Regions from separate parts of the Homo sapiens genome. Here region 2 is linked to region 1. The links are chromatin loops, found by intact Hi-C in ENCODE. Cell type or tissue: Calu3. All regions are shown on one strand. Links, peaks and the distances in the headings refer to the core of each region. The heading gives the core; the rest is flanking DNA.

Region 1 (8,346 bases), core at 234-8,233:
TAGCTTTATAATAAGTCTTATAATCAGATAGTATTACTCCTCCAACTTTATCCTTCATTTTCAAGGTTGTTTTGACTGTTATAGATCCTTTTTATTTCCACATGAATTTCAGAGTCAGTTGGTCAATTTCAGCAAATTCCGATAGAGATTGCATTGAATCTATATATTAATTTGGTGACATCTTAACAATATTGAGTTTTCTAGCCCATAAACATGATCTCTCTACATTTATTTAGGTCTTTAATTTCTCCCAGCAATGTTTTGATGATTTAATTCTTGAATCAATATTAACATTTAATGCTTTTGTATCCTAGATCTTCCCCATAGGTGGGACAAAAACCCAGGAAATTTACTAAAATTTTCATAAAAATATAGTCCCCCCCACCTCCCCAACTCACTCCAGCTTCAGACTCCTCTTTCCTGACATACTCAGAAAGTAAAAATATTTCAAATTTTTGGCCTTAGATGTTAAACATGGCAAACACAGAGAAACCAGGTTAAACCTAATACATACTTTTAAAAAATTAACAGAATGGCTTTATATATAAGGCAATAACAATAGTACTGTGGGTTTTTGGGTAAGATAATCTTCTTAAAATGGCCATGATTTTTCAGCTCCTAAACTGCTTTTGCCCAGAACGCTAAATATTCAAATCTGTGAAAAACTGGTGGGCAGACCCCATCTGACACCTCTGTGCTCCCTTAAGAATGTATAAGATTGTGCCCTGCACACAGCAGGTATTAAACAACTCTTGGCAAGTGTTTAAATACTAATTAGTCATTTACATATGGGCCCATTAGCCAGGTGTGGTTGGTGGTGTGTGCCTGTAGTTCCAGCTACTTGGGAGGCTGAGGCGGGAGGATTGCTTGAGCCCGGGAAGTAGAGGTTGCAGTGAGATGTGATTGCACCACTGCACTCTGGCCTGGACAATGAAGCAAGACCCTGGCTCAAAATAAATAAATAAATAAATAAATAAATAAATAGGAATGAAAAACAAATAGAAATAAAAAATAAATGTGGGCCCACATGTAACAAGAAATCACTATGTGTCTGTGCTGTGCAAGAGACATGCTCACAATAAAAAAGGGAGACAGGTAATAAATGAACAGAAGGCAAAAGACATTTTTAAAAAAGGAAAAGAGAAATTGCCATTAAAGGGAATTAAAAAGAATAATAAACTATACCTGTGGGACCACTAGAACAATTAAATATGGCCACAGAAATTCAGCATGTTTTGCATTAGACTTTTCATTTAAGCTGGGTCATGAAAGGTATATAGGGTTTTGTCCACAGAATACAGAATGGCCTCAGGTTCTAGGTAACCAGATGAATCAAAGAAGCAAAACTTTGCATGCATTCCTGTGCCAATTTCATGCTAGAAAATGTAGGTTTTGCTTAGCACACTCCAAATTACTGAGAGCAGCTCAGAGCTAACATTTGTTCATGCTTTATTTTTCTAGAGGCTGGGTGTTAAAGGTGAGGCAATGATTATTTAAATGCAGATGACGTGGCGGGATGATGTTTCCAGGTATGCTACATTTTAAAAAGTTTGTCATATAATTAGTTTAAAAACTCAAACAGATCCAGATGCCCTCACCATCTATGCCCTGCTGAAATTCCATGCAGAATGCTTCATCACAGAATTAGCCCCTCTATCCTCGACCACTATACTATATAGAGTGTGCCAGACATTTCAAAGGAAAACGGCACAGCTATTTACAGAACTTCTTCATTTCACTCCTGGGATCTGTCCTTTGTTCTGTGTCATTTTCACTCAATCTATGCTCTTTGAGGATTCCTTAACAGCCCTGTTATTTTCTGAGGGGTAGGGGGAATGTAACAACAACAGTGACTACTAAAAGTATCTTCATGTAACTAAAATATTCTCAGTATTTAAAAGCTTTGCTACTTTCTCAACATGAAATAGCAGTTACATAACAAACACAATCTCAGGTGTCTGGTGTGAACTCCAATCTAAAACAGAGCATTAAAGCAATGGATATTATGATAAAGGGGCAGCAATTCATGTATTTATAGGAGTTATAATATTACAAACAGTTCTGGCCCCCAAAAGCACTCTCTTCCCATTTATTCAATGCCAAAGTCATATTCTGTGGTTTATTCCTCCTGTGATAACCTCCAGCTAAATGGACAGGGCTTGCATAGCAATGTTAATCAACCAAACTCACAGCCAGAGTAATCTCCATAGACCCAATGGCTACAAAGGACACACAAGATATATTTGGTGCATGTGCACACTCCTCCAGGCTGAATGCCATTTAAACTATTCCAGGGTAGTGGTGCTTGTTCATCACGTTGTCATCTTCTCCAGGAAAGGAGGGAGGCAGGTGACTACCATGCACTCCAGTCTGGTGGCCCTTAACAACAACCGGCTCTTTTTTTTTTTTTTGAGTCAGGGTCTCCTCTGTCACCCAGGCTGGAAGTACTCACTGCAGCCCCCAACTCCTGGGATCAAGTGATCCTCCCACCTCAGCCTTCTGAGTAGCTAAGATTACAGGCATGCCATGCCAGGACAGCTTTTTAAATTTTCTATAGAGTTGGGGTCTCACTATGTTGCCCTGGCTGGCAGCTCCTGTTTCTTTAGCCAGCTTTTCTTTCTGCAGCTTTCTGCTACGTTCTTTTCGACCCTCCTTGGGAGATGGCTAACAGCCAGCTCCAGGGACTGGAACACTCAGAAGATCACATTCAGGCAATCATCAGAATGCCCTTAGAGCAAAACAGAAAAAGTTAAATGTCTTTAGCTTCCTTGAAGACATGCCACTAGTTAAAATCTTGTTTTATTTTTTCCAAAGGGAAATGAATAAAGTTATCGATCTTCTGAAATTTAAAATGCTATAGGCAACTTCAAGAAAGTGGAGTTACAATAAAAAATGTGACACTCTGTATCCTGTTTTTTTAAACTAACAATTTCAGTAGCAAAAAGTAAACGAAACCCATCAAATCCAATGGGACCCATGAACTAAGAACACAAAGGAAAGGGCAGTGCAAATATGATGAAGATTTGAACACAGAGGTGATTTGGAAGCAAGGATTCTTTCCAATTTTATTGTCCCTAAACGTGATTTTCCAAAACAAAACGATATTTATATGATCAAATACACCTATAACTTTCCTTTGGAACAAGCTTGAAAATGAACATAAAGTCTGCTTTTCTTCCTCTTTATTGCATCCCCCTCCTAATGATTTCACCATCCATCTTGGCTAGATGATTAAGGGTAACATCGATAGTCATAAATCGTGTTGATAGTATGTACCCTTGCTATGATGTGATGGGAATGACACTTAACCTCTGTGGCATTTTCTAATGCCATTCTCTTATAAAAGAAACCAGGGATTCTTAGAGAAATGGCTGATTCTAGGACTGGGATGGGAAATACACAAGATAAGCCTGGAGGAGCCAGAAAGGAAAGAAGCATTCAAATAAGACAAAAAACCGAACAAACCCACATTGGTGTGTGTGTCAAAGGGACATAGCCAATTGAAACAGCTCCTAGTGGACAAAGCTGGAATAATTTGAGCAACAAAATAAATAATGGTGAATTTGTGTACATTTGACATGATGTTATGAAAGTGGCGTAGAGTGGCTGTGCCCCTCTCAGCAGTGCCAGCCCTCCCCCGTTTGCCACAGTGTCCCCATCATTCCCCACTGCAGTCTCAATGCTGAGTCTGCATGCCAATCACCATTCATTAACCAGCTGATGCTGTCATGGGAGATACTGTATTCCTCTCTTTGAAGTGGGAAACTGAAAAACAGATCAAATGGGCCACGCATTTCAAAAATGTATGGAGGCAGTATTGTTCTATGTATGAAAACAGGGAATGTTCCTAAATATTTAGTGTGAAAAGTATGTGTATAAAGATATCATTAGAAATAAACCATAATAAGAACCATGAGACATGTGAGAAAGGGACATGACTCAAAACATTAATAAATGAAAATGAACCACGTTGAAATTTTAGCCCGTTAGATTTTAATATAAATAAAGTAATACTGCTTATACAAGAACAGCTTCACTTAATTATGTTACTTGCTTTAGGTCATATGTATTTGTGAATTCTGGTATGGACTGTCTAGGAGGGGCCTGACTGGGCTCTGCTTATTATAAAGCTATATAAATCAAGACAATGTGGCATTAGTGTAAGGATAAATACATAGATAAATGGAAGAGACTAGAGAATTTAGAAATAGTTCCTCCTACATATAGTCAGTCGATTTCTGGCTAAGATGCCAAGGCAGTTCAATGGGGGAAAAGGACAGTCTCTTCAGCAATCAGGGCTGGAATGAATGGACATCCATGCTAAAAAAAAAAAGTAGATGTGGAGAAAGAGGGACCCTTGTACATGGTTGGTAGAAATGTAAATTGGCATAGCCATTGTAGAGAACAGTATGGAGGCTCTTCAAAATATTAAAAATAGAGCTACCAAATGATGCAGCAATTCCATTATTGAACATATATATCCAAAGGATATGAAATCAGTATGTCAAAGAGAATGCCCATGTTTATTGCAGCACTATTCACAATAGCCAAGATACAAAATCAACCTAAGTGCCTATCAACAGATGAATGGATTAAGAAAATGGGATATATATATATATATATATACACACACACACACACACACACACACACATATATATATATACACATAAACACAATAGGGTACTATTCTGCCTTAGAAAAGAAGGAAATCCTGTAATTTGCAACAACATAAAAAAACTGGGAAGACATTATGCTAAGTAAAATTCACCAGGCTAAGAAACACAAATACCAATGGTCTCACTGATAAATGGAATCTTAAAAAGTCAAACTCATAGAAACAGAAAGTAAAATGGTGGTATCAGAGGTTGGACAGGGAGTGAGGGGTGGCAGGGGGGCTGGTGGTCAAAGGACAAATTTTTACTTAGAAGGAATAAGTTCAAGAGATCTATTGTATATCATGGTGACTATAGTTAATATATTATATAGTTAAAAATTGCTGAGACAGATTTTTAAGTGTTCTTATCACAAAAAAATGATAACCATGTGAGGTAATATGTATTCCACAATGTATACATGTATCAAATCATCATGTTATACAATATAAATATATACCATTTTTATTAACTAAAAAATTAAAAAAGAAAGAAAAAGAACAACACCTATATCTCACAAAATTCATAAAAATTAAATTAAAATGGGACCATGAACCCAAACACAAAAGCTAAAGTTTTTAAGTTTACAAACTTCTAGAAGAAAATACAGGAGAAAATCTTTGAGGTCTTAGGGTAGGCAAAACTTCCTTAAACACGACATAAATAATAGGAACCTTAAATAAATCTATAAATTGGACTTCATCAAAATTAAAATTTTCTACTCTCCAAAAGATACTATTAGGAAAATTTTTAAAGTAATCTGTAGACTGGGAGAACATATCCTAATACATACATCTGACAAAACACTAGTATTCAGAATGCATAGAACTTCATAGCTCAAGAAAAAAGACAACCCAATTAAAAAAGTCAGTGAAAGATATGAATGGACATTTCATCAAGATATATGAATGACCAATTATCACACAAAAAGATGCTCTGTGTCATCACCCATTACAGAAATGGAAATTAAAACCACAATAAAATTAAAATTTCAGAAATTAAACAAAATTAAAAAACAGAAATTAAAGCCACTACTGACCCACCAGAATGGCTAAAATGAAAAGATTGGCAATACCAAGAGCTGATGACAATGTGGAATAATTAGGTCTCATATACATTCTTGGTGGTAGTAAAAAATGGTAACAACTACTTGGGAAAAAAAATTGGTAGTTTCCTATAAAGTTAAAAAACATGACACAGCAATTCCTTTCCTAGGTATTTACTGCAGAGAAATGAAAGCTCATGTCCATACAAAACCTTGTGCCTGAATGTTCAAACAGTTTCACTCATAATATCCATAAGCTGGAAATGGTCCAAATGTTCATCAACTTGTAAATAGATAAACAAATAGATAAGCAAAACATACATACAATGGACTGCTATTCAGTAAGAGACAGTAATGAATAATTGGTATGCATAATACCATGTACCAATTTCCAAAACATAATGCTGAGTAAAAGTAGCCAGAGAAAAGGCCTCATATAGTGTTATTCCACTTACATGAAATTCTAGAATAGGTACACTAATCTACAGTGACACAAAGCAGGTCAGAGGCTGAAAGAGGGCTGACTGCAAAAGGTCATAGGTGACAGGGTGACAGTTCAGGGTATATGAATTTGCTAACATGAAGCAAACTCAGCACTTCAAATGAGTACACTTTCGTTTAGGTAAACTATACCTCAAGAAAGGTAATTCAAAATAAAAACAAAATAATTAGGTGGTTTCAATATGAACTCACGATTAAAGAGCCTAGAAAAATTAACACCCCAGTAGCAGTAAAACACAAACACCCAACTCTTGGTTTGTAAATATTATTTTCCACTAAAGGGAAACAGGTCTCCTTGGAGAAGAGGCTGATTTCAGGTCTGACACACGTCCAGAGTACTGAAAGTACGAGATAAGCCTAAGATATCTTGGGCCAAAAACGCCAAGAAGTGCTCAAAGCTAAACAAGGACAAGTTCAATGAAGACAGAAGCTGGTCTGAAGGGTTCCTGGCCAATCTGTGAACGATTTTAAATATCAGAAAGAATGACATCGATGGATTAAAACACATGGTGAGAAAAACTGACCCATAAGTCTATAATTACAGGGGGTGTGTGTAGCTATTCTTGGGTAAAAGTTATTGGAAAACAAAATATTCTCATTGTCTCAAGGTATCACCCCTGGGGTTACTTGTTAATTACAGGAGGAAAATGTGCCTTCACAATAAGAGGTATGGCAGTCACTCCCTTGGCCAAGTGGTCAAGTTTGGCATCACCATAAAAAAAAATGACCTGGCAATATATGCTGCTTCATTGGATGCAAAGAGGAAGACAATATAACCTATGTGGTGTCCTTGACAAAGAGGTTCAGACTAAATATAGTTATCAGGAAACAAATAAAGGTTGGGGAAACTAAACTGCCAAATGCAATTTTGTCTTTGTGTGAACTTATCATAGCCAAATCTATGAGCTATTTAAATTTCTATTTTCCCCAAGGTTTCCAGGAAAGCAGCAACTGCTGTAGAATAGAACCACAGCTAGGAGTATAATTATTGTGTATAGTGGTGTAATTATGATGATGCTGCTGAGGAAACGCAAGAGTTACTGCTTTGGAAGTCCCCCTAACCACAGGAGCCACCAATGTTAAAATGCATTCCTTCTGGAAAAGTCAAATGAGCTTTGTCTATTTCACTATCCCTTGCATAGATCTGTATACTTCAGTAAAATGTGATGTTTATTGAAAATACAAATATAATTGCCAATGACTATGTTAATCTTTATCTGGATATCAAAAGGAAAACTTAATACAAAATTAAATTATACTTAGGTTTGCACAAAACTGCTGCAGATTAGCATGTCTAATGTACTCCGATAACCTACGTTTTTGCCCCTTTTAAAATTGGATTATTTGCTACATATATTCCCCAAAATGGGTTTCAAGGGTCCCGAGTTCTTTAATGGCAGACAGCATGTTGCTCGCCTCTGTGGCAGTGTGTCCAACAGGTAACAGAAGGTTTGTGTAGCTGTATAGTCCACTTGGCATGGGGATCTGCAGCTTTTTGTAACATAGGATAGCTGGTATCATTATCCACTAGTCTTTTCATGTAATAGGCAAACTCAGATACAAAGGAGCTACTCTACATCTCAAAAAAGGAATAAATTAACATAACTGACTTGAAAGCATAATAATACTTTTTCTTCTTAAAAAAATATGGTCCCGGAATGTCTCCTGGCACTGTGTGTGTGTGTGTGTGTATGTGTGTGTGTGTGCAGTGTGTGTAGAGAGAGAGGGACTGGGGCATGTATTGGATTGTTCAACTATTTATCTTCACTACATAAAAGGGAGCTGAGTTCACTACAGGAATGGTTGCCTTGGCCACACTCAATCTATTTTCCCAAATGAGTTCTAACCCAAAGACCTCTGCTCTAGTTTACTTAATACCATGATAATGTGAGGAAATTTAAACTGCTTCATTTCTCTTTCTTAATTTTTCCACACGAAAACCAACGATCTATCTCCTATTCTTCTCACGGAGAATGGGGGAAAAGAAGTCTCTAAAGCACTTAGACATTCTTAAAAGATGTTATTAACCATGCAGTTTCAAAATTAGGTACTATTCCAGCACATTACAGTGATCGTACACCCCTATACTCTACCACGACCACACACATACCTAGAGCATTCTCTCATAGCAATTTTTTTTTAAGA
Region 2 (8,346 bases), core at 175-8,174, 110 kb after region 1:
TGTTTTTTTTAAAGCCCCTTTCTTTATTCCTTCCTTGTTTACCTTCGTGATTTGAATTTTTTTGGTAATGCTAAGCTTTGATTCCTTTCTCTTTACTTTTTGTATATTTGCTGTAGTGTTTTTCTGTTTTGTGGTTATCATGAGGCTTATCTAAAACACCTTATTTTTAAAATCTACTATTTTAAGCTGATGAAAACTTAACTTCTGTTGCATACAAAAACTGGAATTTTACCCTCTACCCCATTTATATTTTTGATGTCATAATTTACATCTCTTTATATTCTGTAGTCTTTAACAACTTATTGTAGCTTTAGTTATTTGTGAACATTTTTATGTTGCATCTTTATACTAAAGATAAGTATGATTTACACACCACACTTACAGAATTGGAGTTCTTCCACTAAGCCAAGTTCTATTGCTCCAGGGCACATCTCAGCAGCTTAGGCCCATGAGGCTGGGATGTAGCTGTGGTTCTGACCCTGGGGGGCAAGTTATACCACTGGCATGGCCCTGGGGAAGAAGGCATGCTCTGGAGGCTTAGGCCCCAAGAATCAGGGCATAGTTGCAATTTGGGACTCAGAACCAATAGGGCACTTTGGCAGCTTGGGACCCAAGGGATGAGGTACCACACAGAGTCACAGAATTGTGACTTTGGACCCTGAGATGGTGGGATATGGCAGTAGCCCAGGCTCTTTGAGGCCAGGGGCAGCAGCAGTAAGGACCCAGATGGCAAGATGCTGCTGTGGCTTTGTCCCAGAAGATGGGTAGGAGTGTAATGATGATTCTACTGCCTGGAGATTGGGGTGCCTCAGTAGCTTGACCTGAGTCAGGGCTAGTTCAGTTCCAGGTAGGCAGAGAACTGTGGTGGCTTGGCCTGGAAGGCAAGGTGATCCAGCTCAGCCAAGGCTTTGATTCCCCAGGATGCAAGGCACTGTGTCTACTGAGCCCTAGAAATTTCAGCTACCAGGTTCAGTGGAGCCTCTGCATCCCTGATGGTAGAGTGCAGGATGAGCTGGGGTGCTGGGAGGTGCAACTGCTCTCTTGTGCAGAAGACCTGAGGTCCCTGGTGGATGGGCTACTACATCTGCTCTGGGGCCAGGGTCATGACTTTTCCCGTGTTCAGGAGGCCACAGGACTGGATGCTGCCTCAGCTGTAGCTCTAGGGGTGTGACTGCTCTGAGAGTTCAAAGTTCTGGATCCCTGGCTGTGGGGTATCACTTCAGTTTGTCCCTGAGGAGAGGGAATACCAGCAACTGAGACGGCAGGATGAAACGGCTTTGTGGTAGCTTGGTCCTGGGGGTTGGATGTAGCAGCAACTCTGCTCAGAGATACTGGGCTCCTGGGTAGATGTGGGACAGGGGTGGCTGAGCCTCTTGGGATGGAGGTATACAATGGCTACTCACCCTGGAGCAGAGCTCACTCTAACATTGCTTCTGTTCCACAGTGGTGCAGAGAAGTAGCAGTACAGGCTAGTGGAGGCATGCAGTATAGGCTCCTCTAAGGTTAGCTCAGCATATGGACTCCAGGGAACTGTCTCAGCTGGGCTCAGAACCTGTGAGGACTGTAGGAGTCTCCAGTAGTGAAGACTGCAGGTAGCCGAGATGGTGATGGGGGTGCTGGGATCCTCTTGCTCACCTTTTCCCTGCAAGGAAAAGTCCCTCCTGGTTCCAAGCTGATCTCAACTGTGGGGATGGAGTGGTGGAGGCGAGGTATTTTCTTCCATTTTCTATGTGGCCATCTTGGGTTTCTGAGCTCTATAGGATTCCTGCTGGATTTTTCCTATTCCCTAGTGCTCTCTTTTAGCTATTTTAGTCAAAATGTAGTTATTTATTCATTGTTTTGTTCTGTTTTGTGTGTGTGGAAGAGTGCTAGGAGCTTCTAGTTGGCCATCTTACTGATGTCCTAATTTGTATGTCCTAATTCCATAAAGACTCCAAAGTCTTTATGGAATTCTAAATTTTTATGAATCCAAAGACAGCATAAACATAAAACAGGTTTATTTCAACTATAGACACAAAGCAAACATTTTTGTTGTGCATTCCTTGACTAAGGCCTTTAACCATAAGCTATGTAATACCAGACTAGATCACTATTGACCGTCCCTCACCTTCCTAAACTGTGCTTAGTGACAGCCGCTGACAAACCTGAGGAATAGGGAAGCCAACAATTACACAGTCCCAAACAAACATGGTATACAACCAAACCTCCACAATTTTACCATCTCTTTCTTCTTTTTCTATCTATCTGCCTGTCTCTGTCCCCTTCTCTTTCTCTGTTTTATGCACACACACACACACACACACACACACACACAGACACACACGCTTCCTTCTCCCTCCCGTCCTTTGCTGATGTGTCTGGGAGGGGGGCTGAATCAGGAGCAGGGGGGCTGGTCCCTGGCTTGGCTTTTTTTCTGGGTCACCTCTTGCTGACCCCCAGGTGCTCAGTTCTCTTCTCCGGTGCCTTGTTCAGCCCCCTTTGCTCTTGCTTCTTCATTTTTTTTCTGATGTGAAAACATCCTGGGAAATTTGCATATTTGGCTGTAGTCAGGAGGTCTTGGACAGGGTTTAGTGACTGTGTTGGAACCATTTGCTATTCTCTCACTAATCCCATAGACAGGAGATGGGGGAGTGAGGGTGGGTGGAATCTCACCACTGCCCCCTGAGAGGGAGTAACTGAATCAATAGCACTGTAGCTGTTTCCATCTGTCAGGGTGACATGCCAACTGGCTAATGCTGAATTATTGATACTCCTTCCCAAAGTGAGTTAACCAAACAATTCAAAATCAGTGAAAAGGGGGTGGTCGATTGCAAATGAGGTTAAGTCCATTTTGTCACAAGGACAGGAAGCTGATGGCTGCCTCCAAGCCAAATCTGCTTGATTTATGTTATTGCTGAGAGGTCTTCAGTGCCACAAAGGGAAAGAACACAATAGAACAACAAAATTAGCCTTTTTACAAAAGAGGATTCAGATCACTTTCCAAATGAGCCATATTTACTACTAGCTCCCCATCCCCCCAGCAGTAGAACTGGTATAGAAATAACCAGAAGGGAAGTTCTTTCATAGTTAAAAAAAAAAAAAAAAAAAGCCAAGGTTTCCTTGAAAAACTGGATTCCTCCATGAATTTGACCCTCAATCTTGACTGAAAGGTGATTACTGGAAACACAAAAGCTCACTGGCTAAATTCCTACTCTGATTTCTCTACCGGGTATTAGGATCCGTAGAGCAATTAATGAACCTGAGATATGACAACCCACTGATTTTACTGAGCAGTGTCTTGGGAGATCACAAAGCATTCTCTTATGTATTCAGTGTCATAAATTCTACCCTTTAGGGAGCACATTAATTGTTATGCACTGAGTAAACAGCTGCTTTATATTGTTTACAGAGGTGCCAGGAGGTGCTTGCCCTGAAATTGTGTATGCCCCAGGCTGCCAGGTGTAATAAATAAATGGGCAAGTTGTGAATTTCCATTCATTTAGATGGACTTTTTATTAAAGTGCCTGCCAAGACACATGCACAGACCAGAATGTTTAAAGAATTAACGTTCATAGATTTTAAACATTCCACAGCATTTCACCTGTCTACAGTTTTCAATCTTTCTCAAAGCCTAGTGAACTGTTACAAACACAGGTCTGTAGCACCATCTAGTGGACAGGAAGCAGGGGTAGTGCACAGATAACTGGCTATAAAATTTGAAAGCCAAATTTCGGGTATGGCCCAACCTTCTTGTTCATCGTAGGGTATCCCAGTCATATTCTGAGCAGAATGAAACATGAATTGGATGGCAGGAATGGGTGCTACAGTTTGGCTGAGGCATCCATTATTTGGGGAGGAAGCGGGGGTGGAGGCTGCAACCAGATGGAGCAGTGCATTGATCTGTGCATTTTGATCAGTGGAGAAATCAGTTATTAATCAACAAAGAACTATTGATTTCCCAGCACAGCTGCAGCCAGACAACAGCGTATCAGCTGTTACTATTAACAACCAGTGTTTTGGGAAGTTAACCACTAGCAACTCTGCCCTTGGCTTCAGTAAACAGATCATTAAATGATGGGAAGAACCTGAACTCTCCAGAGGGACAGCTAGAGGAGACTGAGGAATTTTAAACAAAACATGAAACTAATTTGCATTTTGTAGTTCAAAATGGAGCTAGTCATTAGCTCCTTTTAGACAAAAATAATGTGAAAACTGTATATTTATACTGTGTGCATTTTTTGGCTTAACTAAAAATTCAGTTATTAGGACCAATAAAAAAATCAATAATCAACAAATATTATCAACAGCCTACCTCGTACCAGGCACTCCTCTAGGGGAAACAGACATTAAATCCCTGCCTTTGTATTAATATTTAATAGTTGGCATCATGTGACATAGACATTATGGTGCTGCCACAAAGTGGAACCAAAGTTTCTCTAATTTTGTATAAACACACTTTAGAGTTACACTAAAATACCATTATGGCACGAGATATATTTCTCAAAAGAGAAACAATAACCAAATATATTCAGTTTAGCCATTAACATTTTTCTCTTATTTCACTTTAATGGGATTATCCTTATTGATAATGCTAAATATTTACTTGGGCCTTCAACAAGGGGTGTGTGTGTGTGTGTGTGTGTGTGTGTCTGTGTCTGTGAAATTGTCCTATAACCAGCAATTTCAGATGAATGAGTATAAAGTGCTTCAGGCACTTGGACTAAAGCTGGTTCCTAAAAGCTTGCTGCACAGGGTCCATTGTCAAAGGAAGAAAAACTGGTGTTGGAGGCTGCCTGCCATGCTGGGTTGATTATTGGGATTTCACACTCTGTTCTGTGGGGACAAGAACCATCCAACTCTGGAAGGATTGACATCTGGAGAATCTGGCAAGTTAGGGAAGGGACATGAGGAAAAACTATAGTTTAAAAAATTTTAATGTTATAGATAGGACTGTAAAAAGCCAGGAGTATGATAACAGGAGTTCTTCAATTTTAGGTAAAAAATTTATTTAAAAAATTTCCCAGCTTTAGTGAGGTATAATTGACAAATAAAACTTGTATATATTTACAATGTACAATGTAATGTTTTGAAATATGTGTATGTTGTGAAATGATTGATCAAGCTAATTCACATATATATTATCTCACGGAGTTATGTTTTGTGGTGAGAACATTTAAGATAATCTCTCAGCAGTTTTCAAGTATATAATATTTTTAAAAGTATATGTTATTATTGTTTATAGTCACCATACTGTACAATAGATCTCCAGAATTTATTCATCCCAACTGAAATTTTGTATTCTTTGACCAATATCTCCCCATCACAGCCCCTTCCCCAACTTATTTATTTCGGATTTGATTTGCAGAGCGATTGATAGACTTCTATGTTTCAGACACTGAAGTAACTAAGATGAGTAAGACAAGCTTCCTGCATGTGAGATACTTCTTCTTAAGTAATGGAGAAGAAACTTGGGTAATTACCATTAGTATGAAGAGAAATAGCTGATAAATAGTCTTTAGAGCAGTAGTTCTCAAACACAAACGTGCATTAGAATCACCTGCAGGGTTTGTTAAACTACCGATTGCTGTGACCACGCCCAGAGGTTTGGCTTCAGTAGGTCTTCGGTGGGTTCTGAGAATTTGCATTTCTAACAAGCTCCAGGTGATACTGATGGTTTGTCTACCACTATTTTAGAGGGGGGTGGTGGTGGGTAGGGAAGGCTTCAAGGAGGAGTGACAACTCTGCTAGGACTGGTAATAAATATTAAGAGTTTGGTAATGGAGAGGGGGCATGAGCATGCCAGGCAGAGAACGGCATGAGAAGATACATCCGGGAATGAGTGAGCCATTCAGGGACACTAAAGTTCCAGGCACACGGGGAAGAGCAGGGAGATGAGGCCCAAATTGCAGGCCAGGGCATTTCTCAAGGGCCTTGAGTGCTGGGTTAAGAGTCAGGACATTGCCCCATGAACAATGTGGAACCATTAGAGGTTTTTCAGAAGAGTGACATGATCAGATTTGTTTCCTAGACAGGAAATTGTTTACCATTTGAAGAGAGGAGAACCAGAGGCAGGAAAAGCAATTAGGAAGCTGTTTCAATGGTCCAGGTGATAGATATTAGGGGCTTTAACTGAGCTGATGGAGGTAGGAATGAACACACAAAAACAAATGAGAAAGAGATTTAGGAGGTAGGATCAATTGTAATTAGGGACAGAGAAAGAGGAACTGAGGTCCATGATGTAATGCTGGGGTGCCTGAATGGAAAGTCTTAGTGTAAGTTGAGATACTATAAGATAAAAAGTCATTTTTGGAGGAAAATAGTTAAATTGATTTTGGAAAGAATAAGCTTGAAGTGTTGTTTAAAAAAAAAAAAAAGAAAAGAAAAATGGGGACAGGTTGGCAGCACCTGTGTTAAGCCAGAATTGAACTAATGAACTAGTGATGGAATTAAGGTTTATATTCATCCTTTAAATGTTAAGCCATGAAAAGATGGACTCACATTTTTTTTTCTTATTATTTCAACATAGCCAATTGAAATTGGGAGTTCATGTAGTCAGGGCTACATAAAAAATTATTCTATCCACTACTCATACACATCCTATGTATAATGTGCTTAAAACATGATTAGAGAGATGAAACAAGGACACTTGAAATGATAAGAAGATTAGACTTTAAGTACATATTAAGTGAGTGATGTGGATGAGCGAGATTATTTCCAGTTAAAACATTCAGAGAAAGCTTCAACATCTTTCCCTTCTTCTTTATTACCTACCTCTTTTCTCTGACGCTCATCAATCAGGTATCTTTACCCCCTTGTTCATGCCCTTTGGCTAGCAGAAGGGCTGAGCAGAAAATTTCATAGAAACATAATGAAGATGTGTTAAGAGGCCCAGGAGATTCTCAATGGCAGGGAGTTAGAGGGCAGGTCAGAGACAGCAGTGTATCTCAATTTTAACGTGCACGGAATCACCTGGAAATCTAGTTAAAATGCAGATTCTGATTTGCCAGTGGGGCCTGAGATTCTGCATTTCAATCAAGCTCTCAAGTGATGCCTCTGTGCTGCTGGTCTGTGGACCATACTGAGTAGCAAGGTGCTAGGGCATTTTCGGCCCACGTGGTTGAAACTATTGGCTGTGGAGTTAGACAGATTCGAGACAGAATATTGCCTCTGTCAGTTATTAGGTGGTTAACCTTGGGCAGGTTATTAAACCTCAATCTAAGTTTTATCTTCTGTAATAATAATATCTTACTTATGGGGTTGATAATGTCAATGTTCTTTCTGACACCCATGGTATCCTTGAAGGATGGCTTTTATGCCATTTTCAGGGGTTATCTTTATCTTAAAAATTAATATTCAATTTAAATAAAGTTACAGATTCAAAACTTTAAGAGCTCAGTCAAGCAGTGTCAGTGTTTGAGTCTTAGCTCTCCTTACTCTGACTTTGGGCCAAGGACTTATCCTTGTACACATCAAATCATTTAACCTTCACCACAACTCTGTAGAGGTGCCTTTATTACTTCTAGCTGAGGTCTCAGTTTCCACTGCTGTAAACTGGGAATACTAATGGGGTAGTTGTGAGGAATAAATGAGTTAATGTGCAAAAAGTGTTTATAAAAGGCTTGGCACATAAAAAACTTTATCGTTCCTTAAGCCTTTAGGTTCAACTCACAAATCTTAGCTTTCTGTTTATAAATCTATAAAATTTTAACAATTATTTTTAAAGTAACATTTACGACTGAATTAATTTTTCTTATATACTTTAAATTGCATTTCTACAGTTGGTGTTCTTTATTTTCTTCAAGAAATCCAATTGTCTGAAAAACAGATCATATAAAGAACTTAAATAATCCTTATAAATATGAAACTTTAAACTTACAAATATGGGGAGTTTAAAGTAGTGACATAGCAATGGGAGTGACAGATGTGGTCCACTCTTGGGTACAGACAGTAAAGGGGTATGTGATCTGTAGATAATTTAAAAACAATAATAAAAGCAATTAAGTATTGTTGGTCTGCCTTTTATTATCATCATGTACTGACATACTATCAATAACAGTGACAAAATACTCCTTATGCTGGAATGGACCACTTCTATAGTCTGCACCCCTTGGTACACCCAGGGTAATCTTAAGTGCTCTTTAATGTTCCAATACTGCTTAGAATGTTGGCCAAATTCTCTTTTAGTTTTACATTAAAAATGACAATCTAACGCCAGGCATAGTGGCTAGTGCCTGTAATCTCAGTGCTTTGAGAGGCCAAGGTGGGAGGAACACTTGAGGCCAAGAGTTAAGACCAGCCTGAGCAACATAGCAAGCGCCCCCCACAGCTACTCAGGTGGCTGAGGTGAGAGGGTTGCTTGAGCCCAGG

Evidence for each region. A loop is a pair of places that touch in the nucleus more often than their neighbours do. Peaks named below come from ENCODE experiments on the same cell type or tissue, not always from the same donor. Only the 100,000 strongest peaks of a DNase experiment are listed, where the experiment ranks them.
Region 2: a loop joins it to region 1, with 2.2 times the contacts of the local background. A loop is called at or near these places in 2 of 110 quality-filtered maps.

Annotation. Positions count from the first base shown.
Region 1 is chr6:70,898,013-70,906,358 of GRCh38, forward strand. All of the region lies in intron 1 of B3GAT2 (beta-1,3-glucuronyltransferase 2), which reads right to left. It overlaps LOC105377850 (a long non-coding RNA gene), which reads left to right. Exons shown (of 5, transcript XR_001744196.2): 3 at 1,462-1,529; 4 at 6,483-6,710; 5 at 7,134-7,218. Among named protein-coding and RNA genes, the nearest start is that of B3GAT2, 55 kb to the right of the region's middle. In Calu3, for the core only: a CTCF peak has its summit at 3,530; no DNase peak of the experiment used is centred there.
Region 2 is chr6:71,009,386-71,017,731 of GRCh38, forward strand. No RefSeq gene overlaps it. Among named protein-coding and RNA genes, the nearest start is that of B3GAT2, 56 kb to the left of the region's middle. RefSeq lists an enhancer at 486-986. In Calu3, for the core only: CTCF peaks have their summits at 3,664 (motif pointing left) and 3,867; a DNase peak (open chromatin) is centred at 3,666.